2 separate regions of the Homo sapiens genome follow, and region 1 is linked to region 2. A link is a loop called in an ENCODE intact Hi-C map of the cell type or tissue named here. Cell type or tissue: PC-9. All regions are shown on one strand. Each heading gives the region's core, and the rest is flanking DNA. Links, peaks and the distances in the headings are about the cores only.

What was found. Hi-C counts contacts between places; a loop is a spot of excess contacts. Peaks named below come from ENCODE experiments on the same cell type or tissue, not always from the same donor. Only the 100,000 strongest peaks of a DNase experiment are listed, where the experiment ranks them.
Region 1: a loop joins it to region 2, with 19 times the contacts of the local background. A loop is called at or near these places in 6 of 110 quality-filtered maps.

The regions. Positions count from the first base shown.
Region 1 is chr14:70,037,399-70,052,269 of GRCh38, reverse strand. SLC8A3 (solute carrier family 8 member A3) reads left to right here. Exons shown (of 7, transcript NM_182932.3): 4 at 156-280; 5 at 1,163-1,262; 6 at 3,228-3,503; 7 at 5,947-8,055. The coding sequence ends at 6,323. Among named protein-coding and RNA genes, the nearest start is that of SNORD169, 67 kb to the right of the region's middle. In PC-9, for the core only: a CTCF peak has its summit at 6,062 (motif pointing left); no DNase peak of the experiment used is centred there; H3K27me3 peaks cover 6,345 bases.
Region 2 is chr14:70,810,417-70,825,287 of GRCh38, reverse strand. MAP3K9-DT (MAP3K9 divergent transcript) reads right to left here. Exons shown (of 2, transcript NR_184164.1): 2 at 9,240-10,177. LOC124903341 (a long non-coding RNA gene) reads right to left here and starts at 3,415. Exons shown (of 2, transcript XR_007064246.1): 1 at 3,166-3,415; 2 at 1,304-1,468. RefSeq lists a silencer at 3,296-3,495 and an enhancer at 7,262-7,556. In PC-9, for the core only: CTCF peaks have their summits at 7,193 and 7,392; a DNase peak (open chromatin) is centred at 7,427; H3K4me3 peaks cover 1,264 bases; H3K27me3 peaks cover 1,740 bases.

The DNA of each region.
Region 1 (14,871 bases), core at 2,168-10,167, 770 kb after region 2:
AGTACTTCATAAAAAAGGCACTAAAAATATATATAAACTCCCCATTCCCAAGAGTTATTTGCTTTGTACCCACTGCCCATGCCTAATACTCTGAGCTGTATCCTTCCAGGGAATGGAAAAGGTGTTAAAGCGAGTCTGATTTTGTTTTGTTGCAGATGTGACAGACAGGAAGCTGACTATGGAAGAAGAGGAGGCCAAGAGGATAGCAGAGATGGGAAAGCCAGTATTGGGTGAACACCCCAAACTAGAAGTCATCATTGAAGAGTCCTATGAGTTCAAGGTCAGGCAAACAGTGAGGTCTAATTGAATAATAAATAAATTAAAGTGGGAGGCAGAAGACCTGGGGTGTTTTTTTCCACTTTCACTAGTGAATATGTGAAGTTGAAACTGAACAAATCACTTACCCACCCCAGGTCTCAGTTTCCCCATTTGTAACATGAAACAAATAGTGCTGACCATTTGTATGCTAGGAATATTGTTAGGAAACATAATATAGAATGTGAAATAAGTGGACTAGAAAGTCCTGAGATGTATTATCATTATTGTTTAACTGTGTTTTTAAAGCAAAAATATTAAAACTCACTACTACAGGGCAAGATATATTAACATCATTATTATTATTCATTATTGTATTATTCTAAATAGCCAATTTCAAAAGTCACAACCAGGCCAGGCAGTGAGGGACTCACGCCTGTAATCTCAGCACTTTGAGAGGCCGAGATGGGAGGGTCACTTATACCTAGGAATTTGAGACCAGCCTGGGCAACATAGGGAGACTCCATCTCTATAAAAAATAAAACAAAATAAAAATCAGCTCAGTGTGGTTGTACATGCCTGTGGTCCCAGCTACTCAGGAGGCTGAGGTGGGAGGATGGCTTGAGCCCAGGAGGTTGAGGTTGCAATGAGCCATGATTGCACCACTGCACTCCAGCCTGGGTGACAAAGTGAGACCCTGTCTCAAACAAAACAAAACAAAAAGATTACAACCAAAAACAAAGGGAAATAGAAGGATTGCCTCAAAAGAGATCGCCCAAGGCCATTCCATGCGTAACTGTCAGAACACCTTGGAGACAGGGCATCTTTCATTCCTTTGAAGAACCAGACTCCTCATTGGTTCTGAGCATTCTAACCTCATGGTTCCAAGTTTTTCTCTTCTTAACAGACTACGGTGGACAAACTGATCAAGAAGACAAACCTGGCCTTGGTTGTGGGGACCCATTCCTGGAGGGACCAGTTCATGGAGGCCATCACCGTCAGTGCAGGTGAGAAGTGTCTCAGGCTGGCCTTGCTGGGAGAAGCAGGCAACCTCTGAGAAGGAAGCGTAAAGCCACGTTAACAGCCTGCCAGTCCCTAGGAAGGCTTGTGTGTTCAGTCTTCCCAGCTCTGGTCCTAGGTGCCTGCTTGGAAAAGAATCATGGCGTATCTGAAAAACATGGTTATCTCTGGTTTCAAATCGTTGTTCTGCTGTGTGAACTGGAACAATGTACCCTCTCTGACCTCAATGTCCTCTTTCCAAAGGGGAACTATTGCTACCTTTCTCAGAAAAGTAGAAAGGTACAGAGTCTTGTATAAAATCCAAACTCAATAAATTCTGATTTCTGTCATTCTTTCTTTTCATGGGTTTGGTCCCGCTCTTCTGTAAAATGTGGGACAATTCTGATTTAGAGATGTGGGAGTTAGGAGTTTATAAAATGTGTTGCATTGACTCTCCAACAAAACACTCTGGATGATTCCATACCCCTCCCTCGGCATTTACTGACAGGCTCCCTCAGTAGTGACCCACAGCACAGCCGGGAGTCCTAGAAGCCTGAGGGGACTGCTGGTTGGAACAGGGACGGAAAAGGTCTCCCAACCACCATCACTATCACCTCTCAGCACCACTGAGGCCTCCTGGCCTTGTCTTTTATTGAGAGACTTTGTTGTCATAGCAACCCACAGGGTCATATCCCCAAGGCCCCAGAGCCAGAGCAAAAAGACAGCCAGGAAGAGAGGTTTGCTGCTGCTGCTGCTGCTGCTACCCCACTTTTCTCATCACCTGCTTTAGATCTTTCTAGCTCCCCCTCTGATGACCTGACTGTGCCCCTCAAGACAATAAACGGAATGTAGGCCACATCATCTACCCTGCTCCTTTTACAAAGGAGGGGACTGAGGTTCAGAAATAAGAGATGATTTACCCCAGCTTACAGATTTTCTTCATGGCAAAGCTGGAATGAGAACCCAAGTGTTCTGACTCCTGTTCTTTCAAACCCCAGCTTCTACCGGTTATGCCAAAACATGACAGAAGTTGCCGTTGGCAAGGCACAGGCATGCCTCAGCATACCCTCCCCTCCAGGGCTGCTGAGTGGGCAACTCTGCCCACATTTCCTGGCAAGGACAATCAAGGCCCATCCTGCTTTTTCCCATGAGATGTTTGGAGGAGGGCACTGGCTCTGCAGTATATTCTCGTGATCTGGAATGACAGCCATCCCTCAGGGGACAGATAATGACCAGAACCACAATGGTTATTGCAGCAGTCAGGTCAGAAAATTTGAGAGGAGCCCTGCTGGCATCCAGTGAAGAGTGGCCACACCGAACTGATTTCACTTCTCTCCTTAGACAACAAAATGCAGCCTGTGCATTCTCCTTTCTTTTTTTTTTTAATTATACATTAAGTTCTGGGGTACATGTGCAGAACATAGAGTTTTGTTACATAGGTATACACGTGCCATGGCGGTTTGCTGCACCCATCAACCCGTCATCTACATTAGGTATTTCTCCTAATGCTATCCCTCCCCTATCCCTCACCCCTGACAGGCTCCAGTGTGTGATGTTCCTCTCCCTGTGTCCATGTGTTCTCATTGTTCAACTCCCACTTATGAGTGAGAACATGCAGTGTTTGGTTTTCTGTTCTTGTGTTAGTTTGCTGAGAATGATGGTTTGCATCCTCCTTTCTTTCTGCTCCACTGTCTTGTCCCTCTTAATCTCCTTCTTTCTTCTCTTCCTTATTCCCTGGCCCTCTCTCTCCCACTCTACCTTGGTGCCCTGCATTCAAATTGACCTATGAGGCAGCCCAAATTGTTTCCCCACTATTTTCTGGCACGCTGGCCCTGGCCCCCACCAGCTGCCCAGAAGACAGCTGGAGTCCCCTTCTAGCGGATGATGCCTGTGGTGCGGGTTGGGCTTGACTTTCTCATGAATGATTATCTGACTTCGTTACCCGTTCTCTTGCCTGTTTATCTTGCCTTCAGCAGGGGATGAGGATGAGGATGAATCCGGGGAGGAGAGGCTGCCCTCCTGCTTTGACTACGTCATGCACTTCCTGACTGTCTTCTGGAAGGTGCTGTTTGCCTGTGTGCCCCCCACAGAGTACTGCCACGGCTGGGCCTGCTTCGCCGTCTCCATCCTCATCATTGGCATGCTCACCGCCATCATTGGGGACCTGGCCTCGCACTTCGGCTGCACCATTGGTCTCAAAGATTCAGTCACAGCTGTTGTTTTCGTGGCATTTGGCACCTCTGTCCCAGGTGAGAGTGAGAGGTGCTTGAATTTGCAAAGAGGATTTTACCTGGTTCAAATGACCCCTGGACTCCATCTCATTATCTTCCACACCATCTCAGATCTGAACTTAACAGAGCCTCTGCCCTTAAAGTGCACAAAAGTCAATCAAAGAGATGAATAATGACATTAGTAATGACAGCTAATATTTCTTGAGCACTTTCAATGTGACAGACACCATGTGTGTTCAGCAATTTACACATTTACATTTTCCCCCTGTAATGTTTCCCAAAGCCCTATTAAATAGGGTAAGTTATTATCCCCACTTCACAGACAAAGAAACTGAGGCCCACAGAGGTTAAGCTACATGCCCAAGTAAGTGGTCCAATTTCTTAACCTCCACATTATGTGAGTAGACCACAAACAGTGAAATTAAAAGAATGTAGATATTGTTCTCCTTCTATTTACCTCTGGCGATCTCTGAGAGGTTAAAGATTAGCCAGCTCAAAGATATCAAAGGAGAAATGCCCACATACATTCTTGGCCTCCTCTACTTGGAAGGACACTGTGAGTACAAAGTATCTCCTAGCAGGACAGCCAAAGGAAGTTCCACAGCTTTTATCTTTTTATAGGATGAATTACATACTCTTTCTTTTTCTTAGGAACACTCAGAGACAAACAGAAAGGAGCGGACATTCCTTTACTCATTGAACAAATATTTACTGAGCACCTATTATGCCTGTTACAGTATTGTGCTAGTTTTTGGGACTATAGTGAAAGGCAAGATACACATGCTTCCTTCTCCACGTGGAGTTTATAATCTACTGAAGGAGGCAACTCTCAACTACTGTAATTAAAGTTATCTTGTTAAATCCTAGGAAGAAAAAGAAAAGGTACTGCATACGGAAGGAAGTTGGGCCTGAATGTAGGAGTTAGCAGGTAGACAGGGGCTGCACTAGCCCAGGTTCTTTACTTAATTCAGTTAGGGGCTTTGGGGCCTCTGAACTCTGAACTTCTGCCAGGGAGCTGGCATCCCAGTTGCCCCAGAAAGAAACAGAGCACATCCTCCTGCAGGGAAGTTAGGCTGAATCTCATCAGACAGGACTTTTCTGGCTGGGCCAAGGGAAATCTTTCCTGTACCAAGCAAACATATCCTTCAAGAGAGTAGCTGAATTCACATCAAATTCTAGGAAAACCTCTTTCCAAAACCCCAGCGCAGGCCAGCGGTATTATTTGTCCATTAGTGATGCAAGAGATTTAGCTATCGTGGAAATGCATCAGAAGGTTGGAAATTAGATGGATGATCCCAGGAAGGCCTGTGGATGAGATGCCCTGTGATCTCTGTTCTCCAAGCCTTGGGGGACCTGAACTATCAGAGGGGAGGGAGGAAATATGGGGGAAAGCATAGAGGTGGGAAGAAATATCAGAGGATCAGAAGCAAAAAACAACAATAACAACAGAAACAAAAACAAACAAACAAACAAAAAAACAAGGCCATAGGCAAGAAAGGGTAAGAGGTTTTCTCTGGGAGATCTAAAAAAAATGGCAATAATGAGGTAAGCCAGGCAGATACCTTTGGGCATCTCCAAGTCCTTGCAATTGGCCAAGACAACAGCTAACAACATTTGAGGCTTTAAGAAGGTTACCCTGTGATCCACTCATCTGATTTAGTGGCTTTGGCTGAAGCTCTTTGGATATAGTTGAAGGTATGGAAAGGGTCCTTACATGAGGACTTTAGGGTCAAGTCTCTTGCTAACATCCTATGTGACCTTGGGTAAATTCTTTGACCCTTATTTTTCTTACCTGTAAAATAAAAGAATTGGGCTAGATGTCTCTGACAGTCCTCCCTGTATCTACAATCTGTGCCAAGATCTAAAGTCAAACACCCTGCAAGGCCCTGTGATACATATATAAACCACAAAGACAGAGCCCCGTCTTCCTTGAGTCCACAGTTCACCCTGCATGTCCCCATCATGGTTCCCCAACATGTCCTCTGTCCCCAAAATCCAGCACCTCACCCAGTGCTCAATCAGTAGGCATTGCTCAATAACTGTTGGTGGTTCGTGAATAAATGCCCCATATGACAGTTAAAATCAGGCATCTACTCCAAGCAGCTTCCCAGGGTGTCAAGGTTCCCTGGGGAGATATTATGGGATGGCAAACTTCCCTTACTGAAAAAGTAGTCAAAGGAGAACAATAAGCCCACTCAGTAAATATCAGAACTGGAAAGCCCTTCAGAATCTTTCAGATCACTGCAGATGAGGAATGGGAAGCCCAGACTAGGGATGTGACCTACCCAGGGCCACACGGCTTGCTTGCGGCAGAACTAGGAGTTAGGAGTGGCCCCCTAGCCCTTGTCTCTCATTCCTGGGTTCAGCCCACCAGCTCAAGCTGCTTTTTGGGCATACTGGAAGACAAGCCCTGCACACCTTAGCCTCCTACCAGTTCCCATGTGTCTTTGTCCTTTTCCAGATACGTTTGCCAGCAAAGCTGCTGCCCTCCAGGATGTATATGCAGACGCCTCCATTGGCAACGTGACGGGCAGCAACGCCGTCAATGTCTTCCTGGGCATCGGCCTGGCCTGGTCCGTGGCCGCCATCTACTGGGCTCTGCAGGGACAGGAGTTCCACGTGTCGGCCGGCACACTGGCCTTCTCCGTCACCCTCTTCACCATCTTTGCATTTGTCTGCATCAGCGTGCTCTTGTACCGAAGGCGGCCGCACCTGGGAGGGGAGCTTGGTGGCCCCCGTGGCTGCAAGCTCGCCACAACATGGCTCTTTGTGAGCCTGTGGCTCCTCTACATACTCTTTGCCACACTAGAGGCCTATTGCTACATCAAGGGGTTCTAAGCCACACAACAGAGCCTCCAGCAGGGCAGGCCTAGGACTTCTCCTAAGAGAAGGGCACTTCCCCACCAGTGATCTCTCCCGACTGCACTGCCCTGGAGAGGCAGCATCAGGACCTAAGCCCCAGGAACTTCACCCAACTTAGGCCCTGGCAATTAACTGAAAGGGCAAAGTCTTAATCAATCAAACAATGGAGGAATCACCGACTTTACACAGTATTTAATTGAATACAAACAAGCAACAGCAACAAATCCACCTCCACCCCATCTCCCCCTCATATCCCTGACCCAAAGCAAAGGTCAGAGCCTTTCGCCTCCTTCTATTCCATCTTTTGATTATTCCTTTGCCTCTCATTTCTTTGGAAGCAGGGTTTCTCCTCTCTGCCCAATTCCATATGTCCCTATTATCTCACTCAGCTGACAAGACGTGAAAATGAGTCACATTCATGTGGCTGGGGTGGGGTTCTTTTTTCATTGTAATCATTATTGTGGTTGCTTTCGTTTTGCCATTAGGTTTTGCTTATTATTTTGTTTTGTCTTTTTTTTCTGAAGTGAGTGAAAAAGGTGCCACAAAGGAATTCCAGGTCCGAGCCAACAGAGAGAAACATGAATTTTTAGACACATGCTCTCCTGCCACCTCTTGGCTCCATCAAGATCCAGTTCCCCATCTCACTGTTTTCTCTGAGTTCTTGGGAGGAGTGATGGTGTTGGGGTAGAAATAAGCTCACTCACCCACGCAGGGTACTAAAGATCTTACAGGAGCTTCAACTGGAGCAGGAGGAGCTTTTTATGCTTATGTTGAATCAAGTCAGATACAAAAAGCAATTGTCCCTCTTTGCCCAAGCCTTTCCAATTCTGTGTGTCTTGTTGTGTCAGTGTCCACTTGTGTATCCTTCTGCAGGAAGACCCGCCAAATAGAAGAGATGGGACAAAAATAGGAATGGTGTGTGACGACAAAGGGCTACTGGAAGAACAAAAGGGATACAGGCCTTCTTGATTATCTTTGGCTTTGTACCTGAGGCAGGAGAGAAGAGATGTCCAACCAGTGAGATCTTTAAGAGAAAAGTTTGTATTTTAAATGTCAATGTGCCTGAGAAATGTCAGCTTCACCACGCTCTTGCTTCCTAATGCTCTATACAAAGAGGGCTGACTATATTTCTTGAAGTGGTGTAAAAACTTAGAGATTTTATAAGAGAACCAGGGGCTCCCTTCACCTCTCCTGGTCCCTCAGGTCACATATGAAAGCATTTTTACAAGATAGGAACTGGAATTCCTCATTTCTCCCATGTTCCTGCTTGTTCTTAAACTTCATGAAGCTATTTTTCCAGCCTATGGGGTAGTTCTTGCTCCAGTAAGAGGAATCTTAGTTGTCATAATCCCTTGGAGCCTGGGTTTTTGGAGAAAGAGATCTCCGTGCCCTACAGACCTTTTCTCAACGAATGTGGGAAGGACCTGGCTTTAAAACACGCACACAAACACACAAATAAACAGACATAAGATGTCATCACGAAACTGCCCACGGATCTTTAGGCTTTCTGCATTGACATAAATACATTTTCTAAGGGGGGGGGGGAAGAAATTAAAAAACACCTGTTAATTTTAAACACATTTTTTAAGAAAAAAATAATTAAAAAAGAAACAGTGCTCATGTCATAAGCTATGTTGACAGTTGCCAGTGGAAATGTTGGGTTGGTTCAAAAAAAAAATAAAAGCTATACTATATCTCTCTACATACAGCTTGCTTCTACCTGTGTTTCTTCAGTGAAAGGTCCAGGGGGCCACTGTGGGCTTCTTGTGAGGAGACGTGACTCAGGTGAAGGTGTCACCTCCTCTCACACTCAGGTGCCAATGTGTCAGACCCAGTATATTCTAAGCAAAAATACTTCAGGAAAATGCCACTTGTCAAAACCTGGACTTTGCGAAGTTGGAAGATGTAAGTAGTAGTAAAAGCTGTGGTAATTATGGAGGAAGGAGGTTTCTGTATCAGAAAGGCATTGGCCGTGACAGACTCCAGCTAGGAAAACAGTGCCCTGCACCTATTACCAACAGACATGTCTTCACTCATTCATTTACTCATCATTCATTCAACAAAAAATTTAGGAGCATGTTGAATATATTGAATGACACTCTGGTGATACAAAGAAGAGCAAGACATAGTTCCTGACCTCAAGAAACTCACAGTCTAGGCTGGGCATGGTGGCTCATGCCTATAATCCCAGCACTTTGGGAGGCTGAGGTGGGTGGATCGCTTGAGGCCAGGAGTTCAAGACAAGCCTGGCTAACAGCTCTACTAAAATTTTTAAAAGTTAGCCAGGCATGGTGGCACATGCCTGTAATCCCAGTCACTCAGGAGGCTGAGGCACAATAATTGCTTAACCCAGGAGGCAGAGGTTGCAGTGAGCCAAGATTGTGCCACTGCACTCCAGCCTAGGCGACAGAGCAAGACTCTCTCTAAAACAAAACAAAACAAACAAACAAACAAACAAAAGAACTCACAGTCTACATGGGGCAAGTGATCAAGAAGCCCACTAAACTTGTTCAAAGAACAGGGGCAATACTGCGAAGGCCTGGTGGCAGGATCTTGTGGAACCCAAGGCAGGAGGCACAGCCAGGCCGTAGGAGCCTGAAAGCCATCAGGAACTGAGCCCACATTCCCTACCTCCCCCAAGCCACCTGGCCTCTCTCACCCTTGCTTCCCTCTGCCCATTGGGCCCATCCTCTTCCTTTATCTCCCAAGGTGCTTCCTCTGATTTATTTTCTTGCACATAGCCCAGCACAGTCACCAGCCCTGACACTATATCATGACCTCACAGCTTTGATCACCACAATGAACTGGAACTTCCCTCTTTTCCTCTGAGTGCAAATTCTCTATCAAGAGAATATGGTCAACTCTCCATCTCCAGAGGGCCATTCTGAGAAGGCAGAATCCTTTGTAGAAGGCAGTCACAGTGCCTATGGACTGGGTGCTTTGTGTCAAATGTTCACTTCTGGTACAAACAACCCAGGTGTGGAGAGGAGGGTGATGATCACATTGTAGGTACTATTGCCCCTTCTAAAAGCCAAGTGATGGGAAGAGGTTTATGATGCATGTGGACACCAAAGTGCAAATGCTAATGGCAGTCCTATGCCCTGAACACTCTAAGAGTGACCTAAACAGAATGCCATGGGAACACAATGGAAGGAAACATTAACTCAGCCTGGAAGAATTGGGAAAGACTTCACAGAGAATGTAACAGGTAAGTAGGATCTTGAAGGAAGATGAAATCATGATTTACTTTGGTGAGGGGCTTCATATTGAAGGATGGACAAAAAGTGAACAGCACATTCAAAGGCACAAGGGTAAAGCATGACACGGCACAGTCATGGAATGGCAGCAGTAAGCATGGCTAGGATAGAGGTCAAGAGGAAGGCTAAGGGTAAGTGGATCCTACCTGTGGCCCCACTGTGCCCTCTGCTGAGGTTTAGAAGGTGTCTGCAGTAGGGTCCTGGGCTTAAACTTATGGCCAAAATTGGGGCTGATAAAGCAGCATCAGGAACACAATTCCTACCATGGAGGCTAAGAACAAGATGTCAATGGAATTTGTGAGTGAAACAGATTAGCACAAAAAGCAGGCAGGGAAAAATGGTTGGACTAAAAGCCTCATTCAGTTTTTTGCCAGCCACTAAATTAAAAATGAAAAAAAAAAAAACCTTTTAGCAGATTAAATGGTAGATGCAAAATCACAAAATCACAAAATCCATTTGTGTCCATCATCGCTCCCATTTTCTGAGTCCTTTCTGGGTTATCCAGGTGTTAGGCTTTGTCAAAACAGAAGCTGGAATGAACCATAGGAGGAGAATTGAGGAATTCATCCCAGGAATCTGAAGCCCTGGGTACTAGTTTAGATGCCCCCACTAACAATCCATCTTCTCTTTGGATGCATTGTCTCCCTGGATCACAATTTCCTGAACTATAAAGTGAGGTTTTCATAAATGACCTCTGAAGTCAATTACTTCTAGCTTTAATATTGTGATCCTAGAATATATACAAAAGTAGTGTGTGTGCATGTGTGCACACATGCACGCACACGTGCATGCACACACTCAAACTGCCTGGCTACCTTAATTGACACACCATTGCAGATGCCCCTTTGCAACTCCTTGGCCCTATGGCCTGTGTATTATTCAATATGAAGAAGACATTGTTAGCCATTGTGCACGTGTTCATTTTCAGCACTTCTTACTGATTGAGCCACAACATGCCCATCCCTTTGGCTCATTTTTCACTAGGGTCATGTTAGCTGCTGTAATAAACCCCAATATTTCAATACCTTATCAAAATAAAAGTTTATTTCTCACTCCCATAATAATCCAATAAAGATGTTCTTGGTCAGCAGGTGGCTTTCTTCCATGTGATGATTCAGGGACTCTGTTTCCTTCTATTTTGTAACTCTGTCGGACTCTGGGGCCCTGGAGTGTTTTTCATCTATCAGTAGATGGCACAAAAATTAGAAAAAGCACACACACACTTCTGACTACCTTGATTTTGAAGTAGTACTCATTACTTTCGCTGATATTCTTGTATTAGTAAAAGCTGGTCACTTCAACCCACTCACAAGCAAAGTAGACTGGGAGATATCATCCTTGTGGGGCAGCCACTTCCCATTGACCATTCTATACTACAAAAGGATGAAATGTGTTTGAATGTTTGCCTCTGCCACACTCCCTTTGTGATTAAAGATAGATATTTTTACTATCGATGGCCAAGAGCAATCTGACCTATGTCTATGTGGGTTTTCATGGTTCACAAAAAGCTTTTCATATACATGTGTTTGAGTCTGATAAGAACCACAAGTGGTAGATATTCTTATTTTATCAACGAAGTTCTGAGAGGTTAGATGATTTCCCAGGAGAAAGCAGATAGTAAGAGGCAGACACAAACACAGGTCTTCTGATGCCAAATTCAAGCTCTTCCCAGAATATTATGAACCCTTGTGACAAACACCAGAACAAAGAATGAGACTTAGAGGAAGCTGGATCTAGCCAGCGAGACAGAGTTCCCTAGAGAGGCAGCCAGGGTCCAGGTGGGGAAGGTGAGGGAAGGCGAGGGAAGGCGAGAGAAGCCAGTCAGCACTGGTTCTCTCACCCTCCCACAGTTCCCTTCTCCTCTCCTTTGTCTCCATTCTTACTAAGCGAGGCACTTCCCCTGGGGGCACCTGAATGGATGATGTGCCAGTAAAAGCCAAGGGCAGACTGATGGAAATTTCCAAAAGAGAAATTTAACTGTGATAAAGCTATTTGGATTAAGGAGCCTGATTACAATTTTCTAATGGAGAGTCATCTGGCCCCAGGAAGGGGGTGATTCAAAAGACATCTTCTTGGGAAAGGGAATCCAAAAAAGACTCCTGGAACATGGCCCTGGTAGGTGTGACATATGGCATTTGTGGCATTTTCAGGAAGGAACAAAGGAGAAGGGAAGTCAAACTGACTTTACGAAAACTAAGATCAGCCTTTACTAGTAAACTTGAAGGCAATTCATTATTCTTTCTTTTCTTTTTTCTTACACTTTTACTGAAGTGTAACCAACAAATAAAAATTATATATATTTGAGGTCTACAAAATAATGTTTTGATATTTGTTTACATTGTGAAACGATCACCACAATCAAGCTGATTAGTATATCTGTCACCTCATATAGTTGCCCTTTTTTGTGATGAGAATACTTAGGATCTACTCTCTTAGCAAATTTCAAGTACTCAACACATTATCATTAACTATAGTCACCATGCTGGACATTAGGTCTCCAGAACTTGTTCCTCTTATAACCTCAGGTATGTACTCCTTGAGCAACAGCTTCCTCTCTCCCCAACCCATCCCCTGGTAACCACCCTTCTACACTCTGTGTCTATGAGTTCCAACTTTTGTAGATTCCACATATGAGTGAAATCATGCTGTAGTTGTGTTTTCTGTGCCTGGCTTATTTCACGTAGCATAATGTCTTCCAGTTTCATCCATGTTGTCACAAGTGGCAGGATTTCTTTCTTTTTTAAGGCCAAATAATACTCCATTATATGCATATTGTGTGTGTGCATATACACATACACACACACACACACACACACACACTACAACTTCTCTACTCATTCATCCATCAACAGACACTTGGATTATTTCCACATCTTGGCTAATGTGAAGAATGCTGCATTGAACATGCATATATAGATACCTCTTCAAGATGCTGATTTCATTTCCTTTGAATATATTCCCAGAAATGGGATTGCATCATTCTTTCTTAAAAATCTGGAAAGGAGGTGCAGCCCAAGGTAAACTATTCTGGTACCTCAAATCTTTAGATTCCGATTTCTAATCTTAGTCCTTTCTGCTGTTTCTCAAGTTCTTTCTAGCTTCTACCTCAGCAAAAACACAACGGGAGTGGTAGTCATTCTGTCATGTTTACAAACTGCAAATTACATCAATGGGATTGCTTCTACAGTGCATGATAACTATTCTTTTTTTTTTTTTTTTCGCTATGATCATCACCTCTGGCTGAGTCCTCACTCAATCAATTTCTCCTTCCATGACTGTGGGACTGTGGGGCAGACATTAAAACCTGGTGGCCAGCAGACTTGATGTGTTTGATTCTTACAGTGCTTTTTCAAACCTGGAATAGTTCTCAGTGTTTTGAAACAGAAACATGTTGTGTAAAAATCTGGATTTTGGCTTCTCTGGCCACACTGGGTAGGCATTCCTGTGAGGCAACAAATCCAGTGGCACTACTAAGTGGCCACCCTATCTATGTACACAGCGTTTACTCTCTCAGTTTACCAGAGTTCCTACCCAATCCACATCTCTTATTCATGTGACCAGTCCAGTCCTGAAGCCATTTGTACACATGACACCTGCTATGGACCAAGGCTTGAGGTATTGCATTTTTGCCTTTGCATGTTGATGCTTGCCTCCAGCGTTCTGTGGGGTTTGAAGCCCAGCTCTACTATTTTTACCCGTTGTGGAATTTTAAGCAATTGACTGCCTCCCTGAGCTTCAGTGTCCCTAAACCCAAAATACAGTGTTGCAACGATTAAAGAAACCATTCTCAAGTCAATTGCCATAGGGTTTAGCACCTTCCATACACCCTAGAAATGTTAAACTTGAGTATTACGATTTGGAGAGATGGTCAAGGGACACCAGGACCTCCAAGTCATGTGAGCCTTTAGACACAGTGGAGAAGAGAGACAGACATGTTTGGTGTCAAAGAAAGGGTGACATAGAAGAGGCGGCAGGCCAAAGGAGTTCATTAATGCTAATAAGTAAGTCAGATAATGGTGGGCCTGAAGAAGGGAGTGAAGCTTTGTGAGAAGTTATGTCATCTGTCCAAGGCCATTCCACAAGTAAGTGGCAGAGCTGGGCTTAATATCTAGAGTGACCATTATCTTCACATGCACCTGCTAGGTAGGTAAGATAGTTATTATTTACTGTCAGGGTGGTGAAGAAGAAAGCACAAATCATAAGTAGAATAACTTGTCTGGTTTGCCCAGGACTTTCCTGGTTTTAGCACTGAAAGTCCTGTGTCCCAGGAAATCTCTCAGTCCTGGAAAATTGGGACAGTTTGTCACCCTAAAATATTGAGTCTTACAGAGCTAGTAAGAGATGGAATGTCTACATGCAAATTCTACTCTGTTGTGCTGCCATATTTTCCAGCCATTCCATATCCTGTTACTCTTAGCTAGCATCTCAGTTACATGAGGTTCTTTCCTTGGTAGGATAACCCAAACTTTCATTCCCACAAGATTTGAATTATTGGCATGTTGCTCAGTTTTCCGTTGACCAGTACTTTTGGGCAAGGGAGTATGAAAAGGTACATCAGATGAATTCCTACATTGCAAACCCAGTCCTTCATATTCTCATTATGCAACAGCAACCCTATTTCCCCCAGGTAATTAGGACATTCGTCTCACCAGTTCAATGAACCCAAAATGACTAGGAGGCAGTATCTACTTCTAATTCATCAGAACCAGAACTCTTCCTTGGTGCAAGCATTTCTCCATTGTCACTGGGACTTCCAAACCTGCTGAGACCAAAGCTATAGAAACAGAAAGTAAGATTCTTCATGTAGGTTATTAGGCATAATAATGAGAGGCATCACCCATCTCTACCCCTTAGTCTCCAGAACTATGATCCCATCTATGGATAGATTGCACTAGATATTGGCCCCCAATTACAGCATATACTGCATTCAGTATGATAGCATCTTAATATCACAAGGTATTATCTTCTACGTGATGCTGTAATTGAGCCTGAATCAGGTCATTCCACTTTTGGGTAATAGGAAAAGTGGTAAGACCAGTGACCCTGGTAAGACAATGTTGTGAAAGATATCACTGCAATGGATAAAACATTCAAAGTCCATAAATGGACATGCTAGCAGAAACACTATGGGCAAGAAAGGCAAATTCATACCCAGAATATGAGTCTATCCTCTGTGAAGAGACTGACTGCTACATTTTCTATAATGGCAATTGTCCAAGGAAATCAATCTGACACTGTATAACCTGCTGGCCTTCCTGGGAGATATT
Region 2 (14,871 bases), core at 2,646-10,645:
CTGAGTGGCTTGCTTTGGGACACACAACTCTAGGGACAGGAACCTAATGATCCGCAACCAGTTATCATCCCTCTATGTATCCAGTGGATGATTCATAACAACAGAGATAAGCCTTTGGAACCCCAGTTATATGGTGGCTTAGACTAGGTTCACACCTGAGAGGTCTCCAGCAGCTCAGAAAGACCATGCTGTAAGACAAAGCACCCAGGCTCTGAGGTTAGAAGCCTGAAGTCTGGTGGCCTCCAGGAAAACAATCTCAGCCCTCCAAGAAGGGTCCTTGCCAGAGGAGTTGGACAAGCACCTAAGGAAGGCAGGTTATTAAAACCTGAATTTTCTCAGGAGCTGACTCAACTTTCTTAGCTGCCTCACATTTGAGTTTGATGGGAGAGAAAGGAGAAAGAAGCTGAGGTAGACACTGCCTTTGTGAGAAGCTTCCCATCACCTGGCAGAAGGCAGTCAGGGACAGCTGCAAGCTAGAGCTTATGGTCTCTGAAGTGGGCAAGATCATACAGCTCCACCACTTACAAAATGACCTGGACAAGCCACTTCAGCTGTGTTCATTCTCCCAGAGTTGTGTGAGGGTTAAATGAGAAAATCTAAGTCATTTGTCATTACATAGGATTATCATCTCTTTTCATTCAAGGTAGGAAAAGCAAGAATTGTGCCAGGCAACGATGAAGAAGGCAAAGTCCCTTTCCTCAAAGACTGATGGTCAAGGGAGGGGAGTAAATGGCAGAGTAAAGTGGTGAGGGATCTAAGTGTGGGTCGATCCTGTGGGAACCCACAGAGGAAGCATCCCCTGTATCCTCAGGATAGTCAGGAAAGGCTCCCCAGAGTGTGGACCTTTTTTTTTTTTTTTTTTTTTTTTGAGATGGTGTCTCACTATGTCACCCAGGCTGGAGTGCAGTGGCATGATCTCAGCTCACTGCAGTCTTGATCTCCTGGGCTCAAGCAATCCTCCCACCTCAGCCTCCCAAGTAGTTGGGACTACAGGCGTGCACCACCATGCCCAACTAATTTTTTTTTTTTTTTTTTTTGTAGAGCTGGGGTTTTGCCATATTGCCTATGCTGGTCTCAGAACTCCTTGGGCTCAAGTGATTCACTTGCCTCGGCCTCCCAAAGTGCAGGGATTACAGGCATGAGCCACTGCACCCGGTCGGAGCTAGGTCTTAAAGGATAGGTAAGACTTCATCAGGCAGGAGAAGCTGTGTTTGCAGGAAATGGTGGGATTATGGCAGGGTGACTACGAGGACATGGAATTATAATATGGCTGAGGGTGACAGAACTATCATCAGACGCCGTCTTGTGTCATCAGACTCCTTGTATTTATGCTGCAGAGGCCACACTTGGCAGGCTGATTTCAGGGGCATCAATCAAGAAGTCTCTGTGAAGTCACAGGCTTTCAAGATTCTTCTTCCCTTGCTTGCTGGGAGTGGCTGTTCCTCTGTTCACCTCCATTTCTTCAGAGCTGGAAGAGATGTGAGAATGATCTGGTGCAATCCCCTGCACCATGGTTGGTATGGATGGGTATCCCCATGTTATAAATGAGGCAACCGCGGCCGAGAGAAGCTGCAGCCAGTCCTTGGGGACGCGGCACCCAGGACTGCTTCTCCTAGAATTCAAGATGCTTCTTTTCTTTCCTCCCTTTTAGGTTTCAAATCTCTATTTCAGGCAATACTTGATATATTATGTATTTATAATTCAAGTTTTCAGACTTTTCTTAGCAGCAGGTTATAAAAAGGAGAGAAGCAGAAGCTGAGACAGGGAGGAAGCAAACAGAATGGGGCAGAGGTGGGAGTGGGAGGCTGAAGGCTTCCAGGAAGATAAGCTTCCTCGACTGTTAGTGGATTCCGCATCTGCGGCAATTCTACCCCCATCCGGACTAGAGGCTTTGGGACTACTGAGAACCAGGACCACCTATTTTCACAGCAAATGCCTGGAAGGAACCCAGGTGTCACATGTTGAGGGTTTATCAGAATAAATGGCTGTTATTTTCTTTTCCTCTTCCCTTTCCTTCTCACCTACCCTTATTAGTGATCTAGTGTCATAGCTGCAGAGTGACAGCAGGGAGACAGGAGTGAGCGGAGAGTGTGGGACAGAGGGGAAGAAAGAGAAACAGGCCATACGCAGACCTACAGGCAGCTCCTGAGCTACCCAGATCGCTTCTCCTGTACAGGAAGAGCTGCTGGCCCGAGGGAAGGGAAGAGGGGGTCCCTGTTGGAGCAACTGGAGTGGCAGGAGGCGAGTGGGTCGAGGGAGAGTTATTAATATGCACTAGAACACATATTTACAACTGGTGGCTTAAATTAAGGGCAGCACATTCACACCTAGCTACTCCCAGGCTTCCCACAAAGACATCTGAAGCGTGCAAAGCGCGCTCCCTGAGCCCAGCCCACCAAGGGGCGCGGCCCGCCTTGGTAGGGACAAGGTCTCTGGCGCTGGCCTGAGCGGCTGCGGGAGTTCGCTCCTGGGAGAGCGCAGCGAAACCGAGGGCATCCTTCCCTGTAAGAGGAGGGGGCGGAGGAAGGGAGGAGGGGAGGAAGGAAGGAGGGGAGGAGGGGAGGAGGAGAGGAGGAGGGAAGAAGGAAAGTGGGGGTGAAGGGAAGGAGGAAAGGAGGCGGGGAGGGAGAGACGGAGGAAGAGAGGGTGGGAAGAAGGAAGGAGAGAGAGAGGGCGAAGAGGGGAGAGAGGGGCGAACGAGAGAGATGTGGGGAGAGGGGAGAGGAGAGGGACGGGGCAGGGGAGGGGAGAGCGAGGGAAGAGAGAAAAAGAGAGAACGCAAGGGGGTCGGGGAGAAGAGAGAGGAGAGCGAGAGAGAGCGGGAGGAGAGGGGGAGGGAGAGAGACGGGGGAGAGCGAGACAGAGCGTGGGGAGACGGGGAGAGGGGAGAGCGAGAGAGCCAGGGGAGACGAGGAGCGAGCGAGAGGAGAGGGGAAGAGAGAGAGAAGGGGGAAAGCAAGAGAGTGGGGGGAAAGCGAGAGAGAGAGAGGGGAGAGACAGAGGGCGGGGGAGAGCGAGCGCGAGCGAGGGGAGGGGAGAGAGAGAGGCGCGCGCTGGTTGCTCCCGCGAAACCCTAAGCTCCGCCAGCGCTATTGCCCCTCCCGCTGCCAGCCCCGCGTCCACGTGGGGAAACTGTCCCTCCTGTGCCGGGAAGAAACGACTCACCGCCTTGCAGAGGCGCGGAAGCTGTGCGCGGGACGCCACGGCCCCGAAGCCGCGAGTGACCGCAGCTCCGATCCCCCGGCGGGAGGCCTGCCCGAGCGTGGGAGCCGAGCCCAGGGCCCTTTCTCCGCACTGGCTGCGGACCTAACCCTTCCTGGGCCCCTCCTCCCCCTGGGGAGAGAACGTCAGCGCCGAGGATCCTGATGCGGGGGCGCGGTGGCGCCGACCGAGAGCCCGCCCGGTCCCCGTGTTGGGGGGCAGAAGGGGAGGGGTGGGCCGCAAGGGGCGGAGAGGGCCCGGCGTCCCAGCTGGGATGGAGTTACCAGAATGGGGTTCGAGGCAGCCTAACCCTCCGCGCTGAGTCCTGGAAGGCAGCCTCTGTATGTAGCTCGGTGCATTTTGCACGAAGATAGGCTGCTCCCGGCGGGGTAGGGGGTCGGGGAAAGGTCCTCCTGGGGGTAAACTGATCAGAGAGCCGATAATGGATTCTGGCTCCGACACACGCCACCCCTGCTTGCTTAGTGGCTCTGCACCCCACTTTTTATATAAAGTGGTTATTCAAAGTACCTAGCACATAGGTTTTTTGGTGAATATTGAATGGGAAGGGCAGGTGAAGTCCTTGGCACAGGCCCGGCACACCGACCGATGGACCCAAGAATGTCAATTATTTTTGCTGTTATTCCCTCCAACCTCAGCTGTCCTTTCTCAGAAGCAAAGCTAGGAGACACCAGAAGAGCCGGTGCGAAAGTTTGGCTTGTTTTAACATAAAACCCACACTCCCTAAGGAAGTGGATTCTGAGTGGGAAAAGCTTTGGAGTCAGAAGCAGGAACCCCTGATTGGGTCTTGGGCTTCTGTTCCTTAGTACTGTTCCTTAGTACTTAGCCACACTGAATAAACTCCCTGGGCTTCCGTTTCCTTATTAGTAAAATTGGCTAAAAAGTCCCAACCAGGTAGTACGATCCCTTCTGCCTTTATTGAGGGCTCACTATGTTCTAGGCACTGCTCTTAGGGCTGCCTCCGTATTATCTCAGTTAATCTCTAAGCTAGTTTAGGAGGTAGTTAGGATTATTTAAAATCTCCATTTTGCACTTGAAGAAACCAAGACTTAACAGAGAGGCTAAGTAAATTGTCCTAGACCACACAGTGAGTCATGGCAGAACTGGACAGAACTGAGATTCAACTCAGGCAACCTGGTTCCAGAGTCTGTATTTTTTTTTTAATAGACAAGGTCTTACTCCCTCTCCCAGGCTGAAGTGCAGTGGCGCAGTGGTGCCATAGCTCACTGTAACCTTGAATTCCTGGTAGCTGGGACCACAGGTGTGCACCACTATATCTGGCAAAGTTTTTAATTTTTTGTAGAGACAGGGAGGGACTCACTTTGTGGCCCAGGTTGGTCTTGAACTTCTGTCCTCAAGTGATCCTCCGGTTTTGCCTCCCAAAGCATTGGGATTATAGGCATGGGTCACTGTGCCTGGCCTCAGAGTCTGTATGTACTCTTAGTCAGTATACTGGCACCTGTCTGTAAAAGTGTTTTCTGAACTCTAAAATAGTATATAAATGTTGGCTGTGATTACAGTGAGTGGTACAGTTGGTAGGTCGGTGGCTTCGTCTTCGTATACTAATGGAGGGTATGTCTATCAGTGCCCAACCTACTGCCTAGTACTCAATAAGCTGTCAGTCACTCTGCCATCCCTTGCCCACATCCCAGGAAGGAGTGTACCCATGCAAAAGAATGGCAATTCCATCATGTACAGAGCTGGGGAAGAGGGCAGACTATAAGATAACGAAGAGACATCATGAAGCTGCAAGCAATTGCACCTGACCTGGGTATCAACAAAACCCCAGGAAGCAAAGATGGGAAGGCTTCAGGTTGGAATCTCCCCTACTTTTCATAAAACACAAAGCACAAGAGAGTTTCCCTGATGTTCCACCGGCCAAGCAGGCTTCTCTCTGGGGCTCCCACTGACTTCACAAAGGGCTCCATCCAGTAACCCAGAGAACAGGCAACTGTCTTAAAGGTCTCATCAGTGTCAGGAGACTCATGTCTCATGTCTGTGAGCAAAAGATTCACAGCCTTCAACTAGGAAAGGAATAGCCACTTAAAAGGTCTCCTTGAGTAGAAATCTGGAAAACCACGTTAAAGGAGAAAGTATTTTATTATTTGAGTCTGAATGTTTTCTAATCATTATTGCGCCCTTAGTCATTTTATAGAGTTAAGGTTCTCAGGGACTAGACTGTTGTCATTTAACAGTTCTTGAATGAACTCCAGATGATGTAATCAACTGCCCACTTGACATCTCCACTTGGGTATAGAACAGTGATCTCAAACTTATCATGTCTAACATTAAACTGGTGAGATTTGCCCCCAAACCAGCTTTTCCCACATTCTCCGTTAATGGCAACGCCAGCCTTCCAGTTGCTCAAACCAAAAACCTTGATGTCATCCTTGACTCCTCTCTTTCTTTTATTCCCTTTCTGATTCATCAGCAAACCTGGTTGGTCTACCCTCAAAATGTATTTCTAAATTCTGGCCACTTTTGACCATACCCATTGTCACCTCCCTTTTCTAATTTGCTGTTATCCCTTGACAGGCTTACTGAATAGTCCCTTCCTCTCACAGTCCCCGCACTTGCTTTCTGAAGCCTGTTGCAAACCCAGTAGCCAGAGTGATCTTGTTGAAAAGGCAGACCACACCACTCCTCTGCTCATTGAAATCATCGGTGTGGCAGGGCATGGTAGCTCACGTCTGTAATCCCAGTACTTTGGGAGGCCACAGCAGGAGAATTGCTTGAGCCCAGGGGTTCGAGACAGTCTGGGCAACATAGTGGGACCTTGTCTCTACAAAAAACAAAACAAAGCAAAACAACGACAACAACAAAAATTAGCTGGGTGTGATGGCGCATGCCTGTAGTCCCAGCTACTCAGGAGGCTAAGGTGGGAGAACCGCTTGAGCCCGGCAGGTTGAGGCTGTAATGGGCTGAGATCACGCCATTGCACTCCAGCCTGGGCAACAGAGTGAGACCTTGTCTCAGAAAAAAACAAAAACAAAAACAAAAACAAACCTCTTCAATAGCCTGTCTCATTTAAAGTAAAACCAAAGTCCTCCTTTGACCTGAAGGACCCCATGTGAACAGGCCACCCTACCTCTTATAGCTCTTACTACCCTTGAGTTTGCTATCTTTTCATGAATACACAGGCATTTTCCTGTCTTAGGGCCTTTGCACTACCATGCAGTTTGCCTGAATGCTCTTCCCCTGTATCTGTATGACTGGTTTCCTAAATTCTTTCAGGTGTTTTTACTCAAAAGTCACCTTGTTGGCCGGGTGCCATGGCTCACACCTGTAATCCCAGCACTTTGGGAGACCAAGGCAGGTGGATCACCTGAGGTCAGGAGTTCAGGACCAGCCTGGCCAACAAGGTGAAACCCTGTCTCTACTAAAAATACAAAAATTAGCTGGGCATGGTGGCATGTGCCTGTAGTCTCAGCTACGTGGTGGCTGAGGAAGGAAAATCACTTGAACTGGCAGGCAGAGGTTGCAGTGAGCTGAGATCATGACATTGCACTGCAGCCTGGGCCACAGAGTGAGACTCTATCTCAAAAAAAAAAAAAAAAAAGTCACCAGTCACCTTATCAAGGAGGTTTTCTCTGGCCACTCAGAAAAGTAGCCCCTCCTAACATTTCGTATCCCCCTTCCCTTTTATTTCTTCTTTGCATTTACCCCTCTCTAATCTGGTATTATATATTTTAGTTGCTTACTTTGTTTCCCCCATTAGAACATGAGCTTTATGAAGGGAAGAGATGAAGGGATTTTTGCAGGAAGGGATTTTTGTTTGCTGTGTTCACTATTTTATCTCTAGTGCCTTGAATGGTGCCTGACATGTAGTAGACACGTGTATAAATATTTGGTGAATAAACGAATGAGTAGAATAAAAAACGAAGGACCCCAAATTAGCGCAGACCTTTTAGCAAGTCACTTATCCTCTCTACACTTCAGTTTCTTTGAATGTGAAATTGAGTTTTGCATAAGACAGCTCCGTTTCCCTCCAGCTATGTGCAGACATCCCTGAGTTAACTTGAAAAGCTGGGAGCACAAAGGGTGAAGATTTGGGTTCAAGCCCCAGTAACATCACTTGCCTGAGTCTTAGTTTCCACACTTAGTTAGCCCACACAACAAATTGAAAGGGCTCCACCCAGCGACCGCGAAGGTTATTCTAGTTCTTAACTAGAAAAAGCGTAATTATAAAAGGAAGAAGGCGCCATACCCCTCAATACCACACGGCGGCGCAATGGTCCACCTTTGTCTCTAAGAGGGCACTGCTGTGCCAAGTCCGTTATGAAACAGCCACCACTACCGTGCAATGTGTTATTCAGACAACTGTGACGGTTGCTCATTCCTCAGATCTTATTGGTTTGTTTAAATAACAAAAATATTTAAATTGTTACTGTTTTAGATAAGAAGGCACAACTCTCAAAACCAAAACAGAGAGCTTACGTTTGAGTTCAGTCTTGCCAACGTGATTTAAAGACCAAGGTTTGCCGGGCGCTGTGGCTCACGCCTGTAATCCCAGCACTTTGGGAGGCCGAGGCGGGCAGATCAGCTGAGGTCAAGAGTTCGAGACCACATGGTGAAACCCCGTCTCTACTAAAAATAGAAAAATTAGCTGGGTGTGGTGGGTGGGCGCCTGTAATTCCAGCCACTCGGGAGGTTGAGGCAGGACAATCGCTTGAACCTGGGAAGGCGGAGGTTGCAGTGAGCGGAGATGGCGCCACTGCACTCCAGCCTGGGTGACAGTGTGAGCCTCCGTCTCAATAAATAAATAAATACAGACCAAAACGTTTGAAAAGCTAAAGTCTAAATCCGTGTCAGGTAAGGGGTGCCACAGCCATGCTAACTTAGTCCACATATGTGTCTGCACATAACCAAGAATTTCCCTCCATGAGGTATGAGGGGTGAGGAGTAAAGGGACTGTTTGGATTCCAAGACTTTTGTTTGCTTGGAAGAAGCCGTTAAAGCGTCTAGCAAATAAAAAAGACTGTGAACCTAAGCAAGCCGTTAAGTAACAGGAGTCATTGTCATTATTGTTACTTATTAGTAGTGTCATCCTCAGCTTCTGTTTTCCTTCCTCCACCATCTCTCCAACTAACAATAATGATTTTAGTTTGAATTTTGTATTTAAAAAGATAAAAGTGATTTTGTAGTTCTTTATTACAATTACACAAATATCACATGGTTATTTTTGCTGTAGGAAAAAGAAAAGTAAAATGAAGGTGACATAGTTTGGCCGTCTGTCCCCGCCCCAATCTCTTGTTGAATTGTAATCCCCAATGTGGGAGGTGGGGCCTGGTGGGAGGCGATTGGATCATGGGGGCGGATTTTTCATGCATGGTTTAGCACTATCCCCTTGGTGCTGTCTTCAGGATAGTGAGTTCTCATGAGATGTGATTGTTTAAAAGGGTGTGGCACCTCCCCCGTTACTCTCTCTCTTGTTACTGCTTTCGCCATGTGACGTACCTGCTCCTCGTTGCTTTATGCCAGGATTGGAAGCTTCCTGAGGCCTCCCTAAAATCAGATGCTGCCATGCTTCATGTAAAACTTGAAGAATCGCAAGCCAATTAAACCTCTTTCCTTTATAAATTACCTTTTCTCAGGTATTTCTTTTTTATTTTTATTTTTATTTTTTTTGAGACAGAGTCTTGGTCTGTTACCCAGGCTATCTCAGCTCACTGCAACCTCCGCCTCCTGGGTTCAAACGATTCTCCTGCCTCAGCCTCCCCAGCAGCTGGAACTACAGGCACGCACCACCTTACCTGGCTAATTTTTGTATTTTTAGTAGAGACGGGGTTTCACCATGTTGGCCAGGCTGGTCTCGAACTCCTGACCTCAGGTGATCCACCCGCCTTGGCCTCCCAAAGTGCCGGGATTATAGGCGTGAGCCACCGCGCCTGGCCAGGTATTTCTTCATAGCAATGCAAGAACAGCCTGACACAGAAGGCACTAAAAATTACCCATGCTCCACCACTTAGCTCAGAAATAGCTGTTAAGATTTTTATATTATCCACCCAACACATTTGTAATTATATTTTATAAGGATTTTTACTACTCTTTCATTTATCATTATACTGTACACATTTCCACATCATTAAAATTTTTCATAATTATCAACAATAACATGTTTTTTTATAACCTGTTTAAAATTGACAAAAAGTGTATATATTTATAGTATACAACATGATGTTTTGACATATGTATGCACTGTGGCGTGGTTAAATCAAGCTAATTACCATATGCTTTTCACATACTTATTTTTTTGTGTGGTGAGAACACTTAAAATCTACTACCTTAGCAATTTTAAAGTATAAAATATATTGTTAACTATATTGACCATGGTGTACAATAGATCTCTTGAACTTATTCCTTTTTTCTAACTGGTAACCATCATTTTCCTCTTTTTCTATGAGTTCAACTTTTTTAGATTCCACAAGATCTGTTCCATAAGAGAGTGAGAGTTCATGTGATATTTGTCCTTCTTTGTCTAACGTACTATTCTAATTAGAAAATCAGAATATTTTAATGGTAGAAAATATTAAATAGTATAGGACAAAGAAAAAAAATCACTCCTAATCTCATAATCTAGATTGGTGATAATTGCTGTTCACCTTTTGATATATTTCTTTCAATAATATTAATGCATATATATTTTTCACAAGATTAGGAATGTATTATATATATAGTTCTCTTAATTTTTCAAATTTATTTAAAAATTATTTGAAAATTACAACAGATAGATTTCTTTTTTTTTTCCACTTAACATGATTATTTTCCCAGTCATTTCATGTTCTTCAAAAACCCCGATGATAGGAATAATTTTCTCTTTCCTGAAATCTCTCTTCTTGTGATTGGATCTGTTTGAGGTCCTGGACGGAAAGGCTTGGACGAAGTCCTTGCAGACTCAGCATGGTTGTAAGCAGTATAATTTCAGAGGGCTGTCCCATGGGCTCACTCTGCAACCAGGCTGGATGAAGCAGAAATGATTTGACCTTCACTCCTTAATTAAAGGCTCTGATCATTGTTAAAATGCAACTTGCTCTCCAGAGATGCAACATTCTAAACAGCCACCCCCCCCATAGTTTATTGCTTTTCTGAACTGAGGTTTTCCTAAAAGAGGAAAGATTTCTTACCTTTTTGGTGGTTCAAGCTACATTAACTCATAATTCCTCATAGAGGAATTAAATACTATCAACTGTAATAACATTTACAATTTATTAAGCACTTATTATTATGTATTAGGCACTGCCAGGAGGACCTCTTACTTCATCTAACCTTCACAGCAACCCCATTTTATACAATCTCATGTTACCAACAATGAAACAGAGGCTCAGAGAGGTGAAAGGCCTCCCACAGTCATGACAAGTTGATCAAGACTTGTCTGGGTCTGACTCCACAGGTCTGTTCCATCAGCCCTGCCACATATCTGCCCAAACCATTTGCCTAAAATCATATTTAATGCAAATGGAGTTTATGAAACAGGAACTAGGGCTTCTTTCCTGAAATGGTACACATGAGAGGTGAAAGTGGTGGGCTGGCTCTTTTAGAAAAGGTCAAAGGGGCCAGGCACGGTGGCTCAAACCTGTAATCCCAGCATTTGAAGAGATGGAGGCAGGAGGATCACTTGAGGCCAAGAGTTTGAAGCCAGCCTGGGCAACACAGTGAGTCCTTATCTCTACCAAAAATTAACAAAATTTGCCAGGTGTGGTGGCACGCACCTGTAGTCCCAGCTACTCAGGATGCTGAGGCAGGAGGACCCACTGAGTCCAGGAGTTTGAGGCTGCCATGTGATCAGTGAGCTATGATCGTGCCACTGCTCTCCAGCCTGGGTGACACAGTGAGACCTTGTTTCTTTAAAAAAAAAAAAAAAAAAAGGTAAAAGTCTGCTTGAGGGATTTTTTTTTTTTACATCAAAGTACTAATTTTAAATATTTCCCAAAAGAATCAAGGAAAGGGTGACATTCATTAACTAAGTCACGGTTTAGGCTCAAATAATACCAGTAACTACATGCTAGATTATGTGTTAAGCACATAACATATATAAGATAGGTACAATTATCCCTAATTTCCAGGTGAGGGATCTGGGGCACAGCAGGGTTAACTTGCCTAATGGCACACAGTAAGCATAGATTCAAACTCAGTCAGAAGCCAAGACCCCAAATTCTTCAATAGTCTATGATGCCTGCCCTCTTTCTTCCCTTCCCTCCTTTCTTTCCTTCCTTTTCTCCCCTCCCTGCTTCCTTCCTGTTTTTCTCTTTTTCGTCCTTTCTTTCTTTCCCTCTCCTCCTGCCCTCCCTCCTTCCTTCACCCCTTCCTCTCCTCTCCTTTCTGTTCCTTTTTTTTTTTTTGAGAGAGAGGGTCTCGTTTTGTTACCCAGGCTAGAGTGCAGTGGAGCAATCTCAGCTCACTACAGCCTCAACATCTCTGCTCAAGCGATCCTCCCATCTCAGCCTCCCAAAAGCTAGGACCACAGGCACCACCATGCCTGGCTAATTTTTCTATTTTGTAGAGATGGGGTTTCACCATGTTGCCCAGGCTGGTCTTGAACTCCTCAGCTCAAGTGGTCCACCCATCTCGGCCTCCCAGAGGCCTCTGTTCCTTTTTCCTTCCTTCCTTCTCTCTCTTTCCTTTAGGGAAAACCCTGGGTTCAACTTTCAGTCAAGAGGCCTAGGTGTAATTAAAGAGTGTTTCTTGGGGGTAATGGGCAGGTGAAAGAAGGAAAAAAATATGTTGACTATTTGCTGGGTGTGAGCAGCAAGCTAAGAGCTTCTGCATGTCCTGTCTCATTTAATCCTGTAAACATCCATTAAAACCAGGTATTATTATTACACCTACTTAAAATTGAGGAAACTGAGGTTCAAACTGGTGTCTTGCCCAAAGTCACAGCATTTTTAAAGGACAAAGCCAGGATAAACCATGATCTGTTGACTTAAGTCTAATGCCAACTTGCATCTTGATTGCTATTTTCTCCCTTATGCTATGCTTTTCAGCGTGGTAGAGAAAATGTTTCTTTTTTGGGGTGACATCTGCCAATCCCCTCCTCAAAAACTTCATAGTGGTAAAATCTTGGTAATTCCACCTGACTTTCAAAGTCTTTTACAATCTGCCCTTCTTTTATTTCATCAGTTTTATTTCCCATCACTCCCTTTTTGCATTCTCTCCTCTTCTCTGGATGAAATTTCTATTATTGCTACCCACTACATTAATTTCTATTTCCACATCTTTTATTCTCTATTAATCAGGTTGTACATATCTTTCAATGCCCAACTTAAGCATCTCCTCATCCATTCTAGTCCTCAGGGAAGGCAGTATTTGATCACCCCACAGCCCTACTCAAAACCTTTCAGTGATAATCTTTTACATGCTGAACAAAACCAAGGCTTCTTCGCCTGGGATTCAAGTCAGCCATCCAGTTGCAAAGAAGTACTGAGAGTCAATTATGTGCTAAGCACTCTCTAGGTGCTGGGAGAGCTGTGGAGAACCAGACAGACTGGTTCCTACCCTTATGGTGGATGCACCAGACATTAAATAATTACAAATAATCAATTACATAATTACTAGTGTGAATCAAGTGATTACAGGGCCCTCTACAGTCTGGTCTCAACCTATCTTTTCAGTTCTTTCTCATCCTTCTATTCCATCCAAATGGTCCCCTCTCCATGCTTTCCTACGTCTGTGGCTGTGCCTATTCCCACCCTCCTTTCCTGAACACACTCTTCCCTGCTCCACCCCATTCCCCTCCAGGACCAGTTCTGGTTCTGCTTCTTCCATGCAACCCTGCCAGACAAGTTTAGTCTGAAAGATCTACCCTCATTTGAATTCCTAGCACTTACCCATTCAACAAATATTAACTGAATGACTTGTTGAAATGTTTGATGAATGATTCTTTATGAGATTCTAAACACATGCTATGGTATTAAAGGTTTAAGTTGCACAGGGAATTAGTTTTCCTATTGAGAAGAATCAATGATTTTTCTCCTCTCTTCCCCTCTTCCCAGGGAGTGGGAAGGAATCCACAAAACTAAATAGTAGAACATACGAAATTATGGAGAAGCAAAATGACAATAAACTTACCCAATTACTCATAATCCGACTACTTAGAGACCCACTACTGACATTTTTCTCTTTTTAGTACTTTTTTTCCTGTTTCTGTTTTGCTGTGTGTCTACAGTTTGTAAAACTTTTTTTCCCTCAAGTTAAAAAAAATTCTTTTTTTTGAGACAGGGTCTTGCTTTGTCACCAGATTGGAATGTGGTATAGCAAACACTGTTCACTACAGCCTTGACCTCCTAGGTTCAAGCAATCTTCCTGCCTCAGCCTCTCAAACAGCTGGGACTACAGGCTTGCACCACCATGCCTGGCAAATTTTAACATTTTTTGTAGAGATAGGGGTCTCGCCATGTTGCTCAGGCTGGTCTCCTTCCTGGGCTCAAGTGATCCTCCTGCCTCAGCCTCCCAAACTGCTGAGATTTCAGGCACGAGCCACCATACCCAGTCCTAAGTTAAAATTTTATCAAGACAATTATTTTCTTATGGCCTTTAAAAAAACACAATATACCTCCATCCCCACTCCCTTGCTCTCTGCTGCTTGACAGTGGAATGGTTTTGTCTAAAACAAAACCTAGATAATTTACTCAGACTCATCCATATCTTTTCCAGTTCATGGATCCTATGTATAATAGGAATCTGAGCATTGTTTTAGGTCTTTACTTAAACAGAAATCCTTTTTCAAGACCTACTCTGGATGCTTTTTAGAACAAGCCTCATCTCTCTTCTTCAAGACCTCAAATGTGTGCTATGACTATACAGTGTAGTCATATTGATGAGCGAACCACAGAATGTTCAAACTATGAGGACACAGGATATCTTCCAGTTCACTCCCCTCACTTTAAGAGTACAGTGTTAGGACACCTGCCTGAAGTCATGCAGCTGCCTAGTTATCTTTCCAAATTGCCCCGCTGTCTTTAGTTTGTGTAATAATAAACCCCAAACTAAAATTCAACAAAAGCACTCACCCTTGCTAAATAAATCATGTCTATTCCTACCACTGAAGGGGAAAAGGTAACAAAGTTTGGTAGAAGTTGGGCTAGATCCTTCAGCACTGGCTTATTTAGAAATTTCAGAGGACTAGGTGAGGTGGCTAAGGCCTGTAATCCTAGCACTTTGGGAGGCCGAGGCAGGTGGATGACTTCAGCCCAGAGTTCAAGACGAGCCTGTACTTCCAGCTACTCGGGAGGGTGAGGTGGGAGGATGGCTTGAGCCTAGGATGTTGAGGCTGCAGTGAGCCGAGATTGCGCCACTGCACTCTGGCCTGGACAACAAACTGAGACCCTGGAAGAAAAGAAAAGAAAAGAAAGGAAAAGAAAAGAAAAGAAAAGAAAAGAGAAAAAAAGATCAGAGAACCTTTCTTACTGGAAGTCAACGTTGCCACGACAGGATTAAAGCAAGAAGAAACATTATGGGCCTCCTATCTCGTCCTTAATGTTCAAAACGCAGGGTATAGCAAAGCATATAGGAAGAGGTCGTCCTCACTCGTGAACTCAGCATCGGGTTCTACGTTTATTCTGCTTTGGTTCTTCTTAATCTGACCTCTATAGACTTCGCCACGATCCAAGGTGTAATTCCAACAGGCAAAAGAAGTCTAAGGATTGTCGAAAAGGT